Linked DNA regions of Mus musculus: region 2 is linked to region 1. The links are chromatin loops, found by intact Hi-C in ENCODE. Cell type or tissue: left cerebral cortex. All regions are shown on one strand. Links, peaks and the distances in the headings refer to the core of each region. The heading gives the core; the rest is flanking DNA. Region 1 holds the start of Hepacam2 (HEPACAM family member 2). Region 2 has its middle 47 kb from the start of Samd9l.

What was found. Hi-C counts contacts between places; a loop is a spot of excess contacts. Peaks named below come from ENCODE experiments on the same cell type or tissue, not always from the same donor. Only the 100,000 strongest peaks of a DNase experiment are listed, where the experiment ranks them.
Region 2: a loop joins it to region 1, with 11 times the contacts of the local background. A loop is called at or near these places in 7 of 42 quality-filtered maps.

The regions. Positions count from the first base shown.
Region 1 is chr6:3,492,134-3,500,479 of GRCm38, reverse strand. It overlaps Hepacam2 (HEPACAM family member 2), which reads left to right and starts at 5,982. Exons shown (of 10, transcript NM_178899.5): 1 at 5,982-6,080. The coding sequence starts at 6,002. It overlaps Vps50 (VPS50 EARP/GARPII complex subunit), which reads right to left and starts at 2,087. Exons shown (of 28, transcript NM_024260.5): 1 at 1,925-2,087. The coding sequence starts at 1,957. In left cerebral cortex, for the core only: CTCF peaks have their summits at 2,179, 3,355 and 4,082 (motif pointing right); DNase peaks (open chromatin) are centred at 1,592, 2,101 and 4,080; H3K4me3 peaks cover 1,443 bases; H3K27ac peaks cover 789 bases.
Region 2 is chr6:3,442,649-3,450,994 of GRCm38, reverse strand. No RefSeq gene overlaps it. Among named protein-coding and RNA genes, the nearest start is that of Samd9l, 47 kb to the right of the region's middle. In left cerebral cortex, for the core only: CTCF peaks have their summits at 3,386 (motif pointing right) and 6,920 (motif pointing left); DNase peaks (open chromatin) are centred at 3,398 and 6,893.

The sequences.
Region 1 (8,346 bases), core at 124-8,123:
AAACTGAATGAACAGAAGCCAGCATAGTGAGGAACGATGAGTCACAGGTCTCATCTACATAAGGCCAGCTAACTAAGGGCACCCATCCCTGTGAACGTTCTGCAAAGAACAATCAAAATGGTGAGCAATCGAGCCACAGAGACAGAGAGACAGAGAGAGAGAGAGAGAGAGAGAGAGAGAGAACCCAAATAAAATTAAATTTTCATAAATCAGAATTTCATCTCTTTAATATACATCAACAGCACAATAATAATATATGTATAAATTGAGCTTTAAACATATATAATTAGGGCCACACATTTGCATAAACCTGTTAACTTTACATTACTATTATTTATACAGTAGTTTCTTGTATACGTTCTAAAGATTTTTTTTCTCCAACTAACTACAGATATAACCTACTATAATTCAGTAAACTGTGTGAGGCTTAAGAATTCACACTTTCTGCAGAGTCAGCATTACATTTACAAACATTATGGATATATTATCACCAGTTCTCTGGAATTCTTTGGAATTTAAGGAGAGCACCAACCTTAGGAAGAAAAAACCCAAATGCAGCAGCCCAAGGTATTTATAAGCTGTATGGCAGACAATGGACTATGCTGCTTAACAGGCAAGACCAAGGAGACAGAACGCAAAACCAGAATGTAGTCATCCAAATCTGAGGGGCTCCTGAGTGTCTGCTCCCTCTCCTCTCACCTCAGGATGGAGCAGCCTCCAAACCTATTCTCAAGTAAGAAGCAGCAAGACGCACAGCGCCAGTGTCCAACAACGTGAAAGGCTGCTAAGTGCCTCTGCCCCCTGCTTGTTTGTTTTATTATTCATAGAAAATTTTTTCCTAGTTTCTCGACTCAAATCAAGAAAAAGAAAAGCATTATGCAAGGATCACGTACGTACTGTCTATAAGAAATTACAAGTGTCTGTCCCACTACTGCTGACACTTTGAATCCTCAAGCAGGACAAGAAGTCTTCTGTTCTCTTGTTAAGAAAAAGAAATTATAAGTGAAGCTTTAAAGAAAGGACTCTACCAACATTTCTAAGCCACAATGATTTTAAAACTCATCTAAATTGCACTTCTTTCTTATTAAAACAAAGAAAAATTCTAATTATGTTTCAGTAGCTAAAAATGCTACAGTCAAAACAAAGGTTTCTGAAATAAAATGATCAATAAATACCTAAAAAAAACATACATTTCTTCAACTCCTCGAAGGAAGTTGAGACACAGTATTAGGAAGCTCTAACATATGTGAGACAAGATATAGTACCAGTCTTATTCCTGAATTATCATTCTGAAAAAAAAAATTCTTTGTCAGAATTTTATTTTTTAAGTAGCAATACACAAAGAATGCTGACATATACTAGCTTACTGGTGACTTACAATGCGATACTTTGAGATGGGAGGGGGATAGAAAAGGAATTGTCATTCCCATGTTTAAATCCAAAAACACAGCTACAAGTTTGGAGAGTTACTGCCAATCCACAACACTACCAATGTTGGCTACAAACAGCCCTTTGCCTTCACCCTTGCTCTTTCGAGTTTTCTCTACTGCACAGACCCCACCTCACTTTCCAGGGCACCTACTGGCAAACGACCACCAGTGAGGACGAGGGGGACGCTGCAAAGCAGCTAAGGCTGTCCTGGAAAGGAAACTAAAGCAAAGGAGAAGGTACAAAGACAGCCCAGCTCCCTGATTGGCTTTGTCTAAACGAAATGTTTGTAGGAAGACACTTCTTTCAAGGAGTCGAGGTCGGATCTAGGAGGCTCAGTTGAGATTTCCAGTGTACTACTTAGCTGCCCAACACCCCTGAGCCCCGCCACCCACTATAACTTAAGCCTACGCCCGCCGCCACCAAGGAACTGGGCGTCTCGGCGCCTCTCACAGCCGGGAGCGGGAAGCTCTTTAGTTCAGAAAACAGAACTCACCTGCCGGGTCATGAGAGATTTGATTTTTTGCATGTCGAAGTCGAGAGACAATTACCCTGCCTCGGAGAAGTAACAAATCACATAATCCCACCAGACAGCCGGCTACAACACAGGGAAGCCATAGTGAGTCGTCACGTGGAGCTGCCCGCCTGGGTCAGCCTTCCTTTCCCCGAGCATGACGGGAAATGTAGTTTTCCGGCTGCAATCAAAGGAGGAGGCCAACTTCAGTACTACATTTCCCAAGAAGCAGTCGCTTCAATGAACTGGGACTCCTTCTGTTCCAGAGCCACTACCTGGACTTGGAAGAGCGTTGGGCGAGGCGAATACCTATGACTTAGGTAGTCTGGCCACTGAACTAAACAACTCTGAAGCGTCTGTAGATAGTCCACTTTGACAAGATGCCCTCTAGGAGTGCAAGAGAAAGCACACCTGGGCTAGAGAGGCGAGGAAAGAGACTGATTGACCTCCATAAAGAGCACTTGGAAAGGTGACTTAAGACAAGGAATTTCCCAGTGGCTCTGGGTGTGCCCTGAGGAAAGTGGGAGGCAGGACCCCTAAGATACTGATGGCCAGCCGTAGGTTCTTCTTCATTCTTGGCATTTCCTGAAAACGCTCTAGAAAAATCAAAGGATTTCGTCTACCCCACCTATCATTTTTCTACCTGCTTTAGCAAAGGCAAGTCGAGGCAGATGTCAGTAAGTATGAGGGCACTTGTCACTTTAAAGCCCTGATCTTGTTATTAGTAGTATAAAGGAGAAAGTAACGGGGTAACTTTGCTGTGGGGGGCAGCAAACCCAGAGCTAATAACAATAGGTAACAATGAAAACTTACGAATTGGGAGAAATTTTGTTAATGGCTTCATGTGTATGACCTTATGCATTTATCTACATGAGCATCTTTTCCTTGTTTTGTTTTGTTTTTGTACTACAATTTTTCATACAATATGTTCTGATCAGGTCTCCCCTCCCCCAACTCATCCTAGATCTGCCCCTACCGCCACACTTGCTTCCACGCACCTTCTTTCTTTCTCCCTCTAGAAAACAAAACATGCAAACAAACAAACAAAAAGATTGAAAAGGAAAGAAAGAAAAACACAAGAAACACACCCGCAAGCTCGTATGCATGAACATCTTCTGGAGTTACCATCATCTTCATGTTAAAAAATGGTGAAACAGGCATGGAGAAGTTAAGATACTTACCTAAGATTGTTAGACGTATAAACTGATGACTTAAATGCTTAAAGGTTCCCGGTATTATGCTGAGGAGTGACTCCTAAATCAGGACACCAGTGCCTTTTAACTACATTAGTTTAACGTATTATAAAAACTAATAACTAATGTTTTTATTATAAAAGCAAAGCATAAACTTGACTGTATGGAGGGTTGGACACTAGCTCAGAAATCGCCTATGCAGTTGCCTCCTCTAGTGGCTGGCTTTTCCTGCAGATGCACTTCTCTTTGGGAGCAATGTAATTACAAAGTTAGTTCACCTTAGATACAACCATTCATGTAATCTTGAGGATTTCCCCCAATTGATTCTCCTAGTGTAAATAATTCTACAGATATGAAGGGGTCTGTATTAAAGATTACAGCTGCTTGAAATGCTTGTAGTAGATGCTTGCTCACTGTGTACAACAAAACCAGCCCAATAATGTAAATGAACAGTAAACCATGTGTGATTGGCAAGACCAGAAAGCAGTCCTGCCCTCATCACCCACACACTTTCAGTGACTCCTTATATTAATGTAATCGTTATGCACAGAAATGGTTTTAGTGCATTCATTTTAATGCAAATATAACTAAGGTGAGTAAACAGTCGAGGATATGGGACCTTTTTTTTTTTATTACAGAAGCAGATGGTAGATTATCAACTGTGCTATGAAATACTGTGTTAAGACAACCCAACCCCACCTCCCAACCCCAGAGGAGATCTCATTATATAGCTCAGGCTGGCTTCAAGCTCAGAGATCTCCCTGCCACTGCCTCCAAGTGATGCCATATTTCTGGGAGAATTTTCCTTTTCTTAGAAAACTCTTTGGAACTATTTTAGGAATTCTGTCATTTTGGGAGCTCTTGAAGTTAAATTTGCCTGTATGATTTCAATGTTCAACTCCTGATTCACCAGTACTGTCACAAACAGTTATATTTACCAGCAAACCACTAGAGGGCGCATGGTTAATGTGAACAGTTCTTGTACAAACCACACATATAATGCAAAAATTTGAATGTATATAATAACAGGGAAAAGAGCACAAAAATGGATCGTTCTTGTATCTAAGTCCTTATTAAAATACCTACTATTTCTTTCTGTCACAAAAGTTGGCATTTTAATATAAAATGTGGAAAATACTGGAATATTCGTAAGTCCTTTAAATGCTATATATTTGATACTAGGGGCACCCCTCCATACTGTCTTCGTTTCCCACATCTTACCAAGGATCCTGGAACTCTCATAATAAGCCATTTTTAGTTTAAGGACAATATGAAGAATGATCTTATTTGATCAATATGAAGAATGATCTAAATGGAGTGAAGGAGCTTGTGGGGTATCTATTTAAATCCTATGGGTTTTTTTTTTTCCAATTGGATGTTGTGCAGTCTGTTATGAAAATTTGTGTGAAATTCTTAAGGAATGGCTAAGGAGCAGACAACATAGACTAAAGAGCACAGGGGTTTATTTCTGGGGAAACATGTTAAGAAAAATGAGAATTATGCTTGGATGTCAATGACTAAGATTGTTCGCTGTAGTCAAGGATCTGAGAAGGAAAGTATATATCTAAGTAAATACATTGAAGTGAATATGTATGTGTGCAGAATTTAGAGGGTGTGGAGAAACTTGTAGTCATTGCCTGGGCTTGAGGATGCCCTTGACATATTTCTGAGGTGTGAAGCATTATAAAGCAACTGAACTGTATAAAGAACTCAGGTTTCCCAACAGTAGTGTCTTTGCCTTTAGACACATCTTCAACAAGTTGGGAACATTGACATCAAGAGTATTTCCAAAGTTGTTCTCCAGAATAACAATTGTTCTTTTTTTAATTTTTAAATAATATTTGAATAACAGTCTTCTTTGAAGCAGTTAAAATGAAAAACCATGCCTTCCTTCACTCCCACACTCTAATCACTGAATTTCTTCAGTGAGACTATCCTGTTAAAAATTACTTATATTGAGAATTCTACTAGCTTCAGGTCAAATGTTTCTAGATATGTTCCATTCCATGCAGAAAGTGTGGACCAAAGCCTTCTTACAAACAATAGCTCTCTTGGAACTTACTGAATTAAGCAAAGTTCTCAGCCCACCTACTTCATGGCACTGAAAAGAGCTAGAAGATGCAGCCAGAACACACAAGCAAGATTTTAATGGTTACTAGTTCACTTCCTCTAAGCTTGAGCTGAGAAAATATGACCCCAAGTACTATCTGTTGCTGTGTGCTACACACTGTCATTATGTAAAATGTATGCCTCAGCTCCACTTGCAAACGACATGTGATTTATTTTTTTTAAGAAAGTGAGATGAATACACAGATCCAATAAAACCATCACAGCCATTTGTAATAGAAAATAAAACACAAAAAATCTCTAATACTCTGTTTTGGTTCTTTGGTACAGTCTTTACATGATAATTCACATGATAATTTTGTGAAGAAAAATGGCTACTTAGGAAATTCATAAAGTACTTCAATTTTCATAGAAAGTATTTTTTTCAAATTTCAAAATAATGGCATAATTTTTCATGATAAGAAAGTAGATCTGGGTTTTATTTATCACGAGGCCACGCAAAGAGAGTATCTTCCTCCTTCTTATTGTGAATAACTCAGTATAATTTATAAAGCAATACTGAAAAATTACTGAGAATCACCAAGAAACTATTTGAAAGCCACAGCCCTGTGTTCTCGCAGAACATATAACAGGTGTTCCTACTGCCTGTGTCCTTTGTATACACATTCATTCTGTATTCAAATCACAGAAGCAAGAGGCAGGCTAGGGTCTGTTACCTCACTGCTAATTTCCCTAGCAAATAAACCAGCAGCTGCTGGTCCATGAACCAACTTGCCACTGAGAACAGGGCGCCGCATGCATGGGACAGGATGCTTTTATGGAGCTTCTCAGAAGCATGGTTGGGCTCTCTCTTTGCAAAATACACCTTCTTCTTATAGGTAAGGGCCTGCGCGAGCTGGCTTTTAGGTATTTGGGGTTTGAGTTTTGGGGTTTTGTTGGCTTTCTTTGTGGATTTTTTTTTTTTTTTGTAGGCATAAGGTAAATATTTGCTTAGGGCTGTAGATTTTCTCAGATAATTGAAGGACAGGTCAAAACCTTTTAACAATAACACACTGTTCCAGCAAAGAAACAGGAACATGTAAGAGAAATGAGCTTCAAGAAATGATTGCCTTTGTTCCCTTGGAGCAACAGCTACTGTCAACGGGACTCGCTAAGAAAGTTAAGGCAGCATAAAAAGCTGCGGAGTCTCTTCTCCCAGGGCTTACCGATAGGCTCAATAATCTCTAATGGTTAATGTTTTAATTGGCAAACATTCTAATAGTGCATTAAATTAATTCAAAACAATTCATGGTAGTGGTTTTCTTTTAATTAAAGGTATTGCTTAAATTAAAAATAGCATGCAAACTGTTGGTTCTTCTTTAACATAAATATGGAAAATGTGAAGTTTAGCTAAAATTGCATATGAGAGAAATGTGTTTAAAAGGATCAGTGCTCAAAAATGCCTTTAGCTTTTCTCTTTGTCAGTGACTAGTCCTATTTTCTTTTTTTACTAGATCTTAATATTTTTATCTCTCTCTCTTTTGACATAGAGTTTGCCTCCCTATATCATGACGCACTGTTATCCATCAGTATTTTTTTCATCAAGAGTTTCCATCCCTCCTATTGTAGATCTTAAGCGTCAAGTTAGTTTCTTTTTTTGTTTACATTTATCTGATAGAAGTCTAAAAGGAGTTTTATTCATTAAAGAATAACAGATATATAAAGAATAACAGATATATAAAAACAATTTGAGCTTTGGATTTTAGGAGGTATTTAAAGTTTTATTTTCTCTAATGTATTTTGTTACTTTTCATTCTAATTATTATCTACATTTGTATGTGATGCATATAAATCTCACTGACATAAAAATGCTACCTGTAAATTTTTAATCTGTCTGTTCCCCTTAACTGTGGTCATCTCAGGGACTATATTGTCATACTATCAAATTTAAACCTGTAATATATTGTATGTTACCATAATTTAACATCATTCTTAGCTATTATGTGATCCTGGGATTCTTTCTCTCTCTCTCTCTCTCTCTCTCTCTCTCTGTTTGTGTGTATGTGTGTGTGTGTGTGTGTGTGTGTGTGTCTCATTTTTAAATAGAGGGACTGATAGGTTTTCACAGATAATGTTTTTGTAATTGGCCTTAAGAAGAATTCAGGAATGAATTCAGTTGAGAAATTTGACTAAAATAAAATTAATTAAAATGTAATGGTGATTTTTTCCCAACTTCAAAATAAAGTTGTTATTATAGAGAAAGACCTCCCTCCTTACTGAAATTCACTTTCTCTGGAAGTGACAAGTCACAAAGGTCACAAGTAATATGAAAGTCCTTTTGCTTTTAAAATACTGAATTTTCTTTGTACCTTTAAAAAAATTTTAAAATAAGCTTCCGTGTTTGATTAAATAGTCTATTCAAAATACAGACTGGAAAATTCTATTTTTTCTAATGATGCAAGAGTTTATTTTCAGTCAACAATAGTCATGTTATGTTTGCTAATAATGTGTGTGCTAATGAGGAAATAAAGACCAACTATTCTGAGCTGCCATAGAGGTCACTTTGTAAAACCTAATGTTTATAGTCAATACAATCAAACTGCTTGCAGAATTCTTTGTTGATGGAACATGGGTAATTTTTACAGCACACTTTCAAGTATTCATTAACTTTATCTTCTTTTCATGGGTACTGTTCTTATATGTCTTAAGAAATCTCTAAAGTGAAGTTATTGCTGTATTTTTGTTTACCAGTTTATGATTGATATTTTCCATGTTTCTCTGGGTTGCTGTTAGTACGTACCTTACAGGCAGAAGATCTTAACAGCTCTCTTAACCCAGGAAGTACTGGTCAATCTAGTAAAACCAAACTTCTCATGAGTATACGGCTGTTGGGATATCAAAAGAAAATTAAAATTCTATTATTATTTCTACCATTTCTTTCTTAAAGTTTATCTGCTCACACAGAGAGAAGCTGTAGAAAGCCTTATTCTTTTATGTTTTCTCATGCAACTAGAAGAACACTTAAAGTTTTTCAAATGGCACAACTTGTTTTTCTAAATTAGTAAACGACTGAGCTAGAAAACATGGGTGTGTTATACATCTATAGCAAGAAACGGGGATATGGAAGAGTGTGTGCTTCTAAAATACACGGGAAGCATGTTACCT
Region 2 (8,346 bases), core at 99-8,098, 49 kb after region 1:
TTTATTAGTCCAATCCAAACACATATAATTACATACATATACATACATATATACTATATAGTTACTTTTGTTCTGACATAATCATTTCCAGATTGAGGGATATTAACAATTCGAAATCCCAGCTCTTGATTTCAAAGGAACCCGTGGTGACAGAGGCTGACCTGCCAGGCAACCATACCTGGATGCTAAGAAACATATTTGCTTGATCCTTGATCCATCAAACAACCTCTGACCTTAACCTACTGTCCCACACTGTGGAGGAAATTGCCTGTCACCTTTCTACTGTTCCAGCACAGATACTGAAAGCACACGCATTTCCAAGCCTCACAACCAGGATTGTTCCAATTTGAATGGTAAACTGTATCATGACCATACACGAAAGACTCTCTTTTGCCTCCTTTCCCACCTGGAAAAAAAAAAAGGCAAAACCCTTGTTTATTGTTTGAGGTTAGTCGAGCCATTGCCACCTTTGCTTAGCTGCTTCTCCAGAATTGTCCAAGACAACATGTCATAGTACTGCAGCTACGAAGCTTTCTTGGAGTCCTAACTGCGTGACTATTTCCCTATCCTTTACAAAATATAGAACTATTTTAAAATAATAACACAATTGCAAGGTCACAAACCTATTAGCTAATTTAGTCCCATAATAGCATAAGTATCCATGTAAAATCAAACACTTTTTGTTGTCTAATTCTTGGACATCCAATTTGAGTGGGAAAGCCAGGTGTGCTCTACAACTCCTCAAAGCACCATTGGCTGACTATATTTGTTTTCTAAAAGTATCAGTATCTTCTCAACAGGCAGACACTACATGGTCCACATCTCCTACCCAAATCATAGCCTCTGCTTCAGTACCTGAACCAGGAACTGGAGGGAGGGCTATCCCAGGATTTCTCTGGGCCCCTCACCATCCCTGGATAGTACCAGTTACTGTAAACACCATCAAATCATTACCCATTATCTTAGTCAGGGTTTCTATTCCTGCACAAACATCATGACCAAGAAGCAAGTTGGGGAGGAAAGGGTTTATTCGGCTTACACTTCCATACTGCTGTTCATCACCAAAGGAAGTCAGGACTGGAACTCAGGCAGGGCAGGGAGCAGGAGCTGATGCAGAGGCCATGGAGGGATGTTCTTTACTGGCTTGCCACTCCTGGCTTACTCAGCCTGCTCTCTTATAGAACCCAAGACTACCAGCCCAGAGATGGCACCACCCACAAGGGGCCTTTCCCCCTTGATCACTAATTGAGAAAATGCCTTAGAGTTGGATCTCATGGAGGCATTTCCTCAACTGAAGCTCCTTTCTCTGTGATAACTCCAGCTGTGTCAAGTTGACACAAAACTAGCCAGTACAATTGATCCCTTGTCAACTTGATACACAAACACATCACTAGTAAGCCTCAACCCTTACATTCTTATTCATCCCCAAGATCTAAACAACTTTAAAAGTCCCACAGTCTTTACATATTCTTAAATTTTCAATCTCTTTAAAATATCCATCTCTTTTAAAATCCAAACTCTTTTTACAATTAAAAGTCTCTTAACTGTGGGCTCCACTAAAACAGTTTCTTCCTTCAAGAGGGAAAATATCAGGGCACAGTCACAATCAAAGCAAAAATTAATCTCCAACCGTCCAATGTCTGGGATCCAACTCACGATCTTCTGGGCTCCTCCAAGGGCTTGGGTCACTTCTCCAGCCATGCCCCTTGTAGCACATGCGTCGTCCTCTAGGCTCCAGATGCCTGTACTCCACTGCTGCTGCTGCTCTTGGTGGTCATCTCATGGTACTGGCATCTCCAAAACACTGCATGACCCCTTCAGTCCTAGGCCTTCAATTGCAACTGAGGCTGCACCTTCACCAATGGCCTTCCATGGCCTCTCACAGTGCCGAGCCTCAGCTGCTCTGCGTGACCCCTTCATGCCTTCAAAACCAGTACCACCTGGGTGACCCTTACATATTACCAAGTCCCGCTGCAGCAGGAGTACAACCTTGGCTATCTCTGGAACACAGCCTCTTTGTGCTTTCAGAAAACACTTCCCAGAAGATGTCACCTCAATGATGCTGGTCTCTTCTTAATCACCGCTAATTTCTTAGCTCCAGCTAACCAGCATCAATAGTCCCAGTAATGCAAAGTTTTTGCTTTGGTAGTTCTGGTATCTTGTTAATCACAGCTGATTCTTCAGCCCCAGCTAACCAGAACTACAGAATCTTCACAATCAAAACAGCAATGGCCCTGAAAAGAGTCTTTAATTTTCCCTCTGAAATTTCACAAGCCAGACCTCCATCTTCTGCACTGTTCTTAATATTATCTTCCAAACTCCTACACAACATCTGGCAGAGCTCTTAACAACAAATGGATCTTCAAGCCCAAAGTTCCAAAGTCCTTCCACAGTCCTCCCCAAAACATGGTCAGGTTGTCACAGGAATACCCCACTCTACTGGTACCAATTTATCTTAGTCAAGGTTTCTATTCCTGCACAAACATCATGACCAAGAAGCAAGTTGGGGAGGAAAGGGTTTATTCGGCTTACACTTCCATACTGCTGTTCATCACCAAAGGAAGTCAGGACTGGAACTCAAGCAGGGCAGGGAGCAGGAGCTGATGCAGAGGCCATGGAGGGATGTTCTTTACTGGCTTGCCTCTCCTGGCTTACTCAGCCTGCTCTCTTATAGAACCCAAGACTACCAGCCCAGAGATGGCACCACCCACGAGGGGCCTTTCCCCCTTGATCACTAATTGAGAAAATGCCTTAGAGTTGGATCTCATGGAGGCATTTCCTCAACTGAAGCTCCTTTCTCTGTGATAACTCCAGCTGTGTCAAGTTGACACAAAACTAGCCAGTACAACCATGAATAATCACTGCCAGATAGCCACTACTAAACACACTATTCAAACTTCTCCCAATACTTTTCTCACTTTCAAATGTTTAAAGGAAGAAAATAGGAGACCAGAGCAATCAGGAATCATCAGGCCGCCATCTAAATAAAATCCAAGAAACTCCAGCTATTAAACGGTAAGAGGCAAATTTAAATATAACAATGTGGGTAAACACAATGCCATGGATCAGATTTATGCTAGGAGTCCACAAGTGAATTAAAGCATATTTCTATGTACATAGAAAATATTTCCTAAACTATCTTTAAGAAGAATCAAGACACAACAGGAGGGAGGAATAATTTTTTTTCATTTTGATTTTACAGAAAAGTGTGCTGACATTTAACACTCCAGAGTGAAGAGAGGAGGGACTCTCAATTCCCCACCCCTTACTGAGCAGCTAATGAGTGCTAAGGGGAAGTCAGTTTTCTCAAAAAATACAGCCTGTTGTCCGTGCTCCAGCGGATGGTGCCATACATCCATTGTCCAGTAGATGGTGATATACACTCATGCGCCAGTGGATGGTGCCATACACTCATGCTCCAGTAGATGGTGACATACACCCAGGAATATATATAGTCAGCAATAATTGTACACAGCGGGTCTTAAGCGGGGATTGGGAGGGAGAGAAGTGATGGGGAGGATGGAGAAGATATGAAATTGGGATCAGGATATGGAAGGGGAGTCTGGGAGGAGTTGGAGGTGGGGGAAAATGAATATTATCTAAATACATTGTATTCCTATATGAAATCACCAAAGAACAACAACAACAACAACAACAACAACAAAGCACAAATACAAAAAAAAAAGCACATTGTCATGAATACATATAATAAAATATAAAGTGGATATTTGGCATTATAAAGCACCCATCTTCTGTGTGGGCATACTTCTGGTCTTCCCTTTCATCTATTTTTGTTGTTGTTGTTCTCTACATTTTTCTTATTTCTCTCCTCCTTATATTCCCTTTGTCCTGGCTTCACTTTTCTTTGTTACATGGTGGTTTCATTTCCTTTCTCTGTTCTCTAAGCTGAATGCCTGATTGGTGACTCAGGTCAGGCACTGAGATCCTCAGACAACAGGTTCTGAGCTGTGTGGCCAGGAAGATTCAGCAGTTACAAAGCTCTCACATGGAAACCCCAAATATTAGTTCTTCACTGATGTGTATATAGTTGTCTATATATATTCTATAGCTATATGTCCCACTGAGCTGTAGAAAGAAAAAGTCAAACTCAAGATAAAGAAGCTCCCATCTGGAAGGCTAGGTTTTGAGCCACTGTGGCAACTTGTGTGCTTTTCAAAGGGTTTGTGAAGAGCATGGCATACTGGGGAGTCTCATGCCCTATGACTTAAAAAATGGCACTGAACTGACTTGAACTACATTGAGTGGGAACACAAAATACAAAGACTTTTCAGGGATTTATTTAGTTGACTTATTGTTGCAATTTGGTGTGAAATACTGACCAAACTCAGGCACGTTTGAACATGTCTTCTCTTTTAACCTTTATAATTACCTATTTTTCATAAATGAATAACTGAATTTCTTAGGGGCCAGGGAACTCAGGTAAACATAAGGTGTCTTTAACTAGTGAGCCAGTGTGTACACCACACCCAGCTCCAGAAAAGAATGTTTTATGTGGTTATAGTCGCAACTTCCAAAGCAGGGGGTTTACTGACAAAGGTCCCCAGAGGGTCACAGTTATTTAGATTGAAAAGTGCTAAATTGTCTGAGGTTCAGAGGGTTTCTATAGAGGGGAGGAAATGTGAAGGACTTTTTCAGAATCATGCTTTTGTGAAAAATAGGATGTCTCTTATGGAACATATTTAATTTAGTGCAAATGTATGCACTTCTTCATTTGTATAAACACACACTTGTTTTCTGTGTTCACATAAAGTTTCTGTGGCTGTGAAGCAGACCAAAAACGTCTTTTTCTGCAGACAAGGTGAGGTGGTGGCCTTTTCATTTCTAGAATTAAGCAGGCAGAATTGCAACTCTTGTCTCTAAAACTTAACTGTTGCAAGAATATTGATAAAGGAGATTTATTTGTGTTTGAAGCCCAGAAGAGAGAGAGAGAGAGAGAGAGAGAGAGAGAGAGAGAGAGAGAGAGAGAGAGAGAGAGAGAGTGTGTAAACTAGTGTAAACCAGTTTTAATTTAAGAGACCCAACTCTTCTGGCCTCTGCATATAAAACAAACAAAAAAACAAAACAAAGAATTTACTGGAAGTGGCAAGTTTTGGGGATTCACATTTTATGACCTTTTCAGTAAGTTTTGAGAAATTCATGCATTAATACTGTATTTACATCATTCTTACCTCCTTTTTCCCCTTCTAATTTCTCCTGGTTGCCCTACTTCCGTTAAAATTCATGAGTTTTTATTCTTTAATTTTTACTGACATTGAAAGAGACTACTGAGCCCATTCAATGGTGCTTGTGAGTGCATGTGTTGATGGCTGACCATGTAGGATTGGAGAGCCCATTAAGGGGCTCTTCCCTCTCTCTGCACCCCTGTAGGTCTCCATCTAAGTAAGGGTACAGCCTTATGAACCTACCCTACCCACACTGGCATGTCAGCTGCTGTGGTCATTATGCAGCTCTGGTTTAGGCAACAATAATTTAGAGATTTCATGCCTATCACCTCCCTATCATTTCTAGAAGACACTATCTAGCAACAGGCATCTGTGTCCTTTGCCTCTAACCATCTTCCACATCTTGTCTGAAGTTTCCTGAGCCTAAGGTGTAGGGGTTACATAGATGACGTAATAACTGGGGTTAGGCACCCCCCCTTTTTTAAAGCACCAACTTGAATGTTCACAAGGCTTCTCCCTGCTTCTTGTCTCCTAATTATAAACAGAGATTACCTAAAAAACAGTTTTTTACTATCAATCTAGAAATAGAACTAGTGTATGATTCGACTTGACAGGATGATATATTATATCATATTATATCATATTATATTATATCATATTATATCATATTATATCGACTTGACAGGATGATATAGTGTATGATTCGACTTGACAGGATGATATATTATATCATATTATATTATATCACATTATATCATATTATATCGACTTGACAGGATGATATAGTGTATGATTCGACTTGACAGGATGATATATTATACATATTATATCATATTATATCATATTATATCATATTATATCGACTTGACAGGATGATATATTATATCATATTATATTATATCATATTATATCATATTATATCGACTTGACAGGATGATATAGTGTATGATTCGACTTGACAGGATGATATATTAAAAGTGAGTGGTATAATCACATGAAATAGTTCTGTGTCGTCCCGTGCTCATTGCAGATCCTGTCATGATAGCCAAGATACAAAATCTAAATCAACAGAGACATCAAGTGATCAGGATACAGACAAACAGCAGCAGAAATTTCTAATCTCTGCAGCACAATAGTGTGACTAAGAGTTTACTACTAGTAGATTACAACAATTTATTGTATATTTTATAAAGAAACAAAAGGGCAGAGTTCAAAATTCCCAATAGAGAGAAATTATAAAATTTTGAAAATATGGATATGCTAACATTCTGATTTGATCGTTATATGTTACATACACATAATGTTATCATACTGTATCCTATAAATATGTATACTTTGTTGTCAGTTAAAACATTTTTAAGATTTAAATTTTTTTCTAGTATTATTGCTGAAGAAGGTTGCAGAATGAAAGGTACTTTCTGATTTTCCTTTCAAGCTAAATCAAGGCAACTTACCAAGTTAAGTGTGTCACATAAATTCATGTCCAGTGCTACAGTGTTACACTTTATGACAAGATGAGAGTGGCTTGCTTTTCTCACTCATGATTGATCTATCTGTTTATTTCCTGAAAAGTTACAGTATAGCCAAGGTTGGATGCAAACTTAAAAACATCTTTCTCTAGAATGGCTGAGGGCTTACCTGCTTTAAAAGTGCATCTGAGGCATCCTGTTAGATCTCTTCTAAGCAGAGCTCTAAATGCTCACATTCCTTAATCTTTTAGTGCCACCTAGGGTCCGAATTTAGAAAGTGTTTGTGGGAAGCAAATTATAAATATAGTGAGGTCTCCTACTTTCAAATTAATAACTTCATCACTTGATTGTACTTTGCCTTTTGGCTTTAGTTCCTTTAACTGAACAACACTCAGGACAGTAATTTGACAGGACAATATTAGGGATATTTGGACTCTTCAACCCAATAATTGCATGTCTAGAAAATGATGAAGGTATAAAAGCATTTAGTATAGTATTATTTAGAAGAACAAGTAAGTAATTATGAAGCATGATACAACTATGAAATTTTTTATAGGGAAGAAAATCCATTCAGTTGTAATCTATAACTTTTCTCCTTATAAAAAGAAGTTATCAAACCTAAATCAACATATAATTCTACAATATACAATAGCACACCAAAATAATACAATTCATATTCCCCAAAACTAGACAGATACATGCCTGGGAAATAGAATTTCTGAATGGACTAAAGAGAGGTTTTAGTGCTTGACACGCTCTCTAGCCAAGATAAATGATATGAAGTCCTTTACAAAGAAAACACAAATCTCTTCCAACATTACCTCCCACAAACCCTTCTCTCTAACCCCTCCACATTTAATCCTCCAATTCCAGACCCCTCCCATCCATTCATAACTACATATTCTGTTTCTCCTTTTCTAACAAGATCTATCTGTTCCCTCTAGTTCCATACTCTGCACCTACTCTCTGGGGTTCTATGGATTATAACCTGGTTATCACTGACTTAACTGCTAATGTCCACATATAAGAAAATACATATCATACTTGTCTTTCTAGGTCTTGGCTACCTCACTCGTGATGAATGTTTTTCTAGTTCCTTGCCTTTGACTCCAAATTTCAAGGTGTTATTTTAAGACTTTTTTATTAGATATTTTCTTCATTTACGTTTCAAATGTTATCCCCCAAAGCCCCCTATACCCTTCCCCTGCCCTGCTCCCCAACCCACCCACTCCTGCTTCCTGGCCCAGGCATTCCCCTGTATGGGGGCATATGATCTTCCCAAGACCAAAGGCCTCTCCTCCCATTGATGGCCGACTAGGTCATCCTCTGCTACATATGCAACACACATCTGTGTGTGTGGGGGGGCGGGTAGGGTACTGGTTAGTTCATAGTGTTGTTCCTCCTATAGGGTTGCAAGACTTCTTTAGCTCCTTGGGTACTTTCTCTAGCTTCTTCATTGGGGCCCCTGTGTTCCATCCAATAGCTGACTGTGAGCATCCACTTGTTTATTTGCCAGGCACTGCCATAGCCTCACAAGAGACATCTATATCAGGGTCCTGTCAGCAAAATCTTTCTGGCATATGCAGTAGTGTCTGGGTTTGGTGGTTGTATATGGGATTGATGCCCGGGCAGGGCAGGTTCTGGATGGTCTTTCCTTCTGTCTCAGCTCTGAACTTTGTCTCTGTAACTCCTTC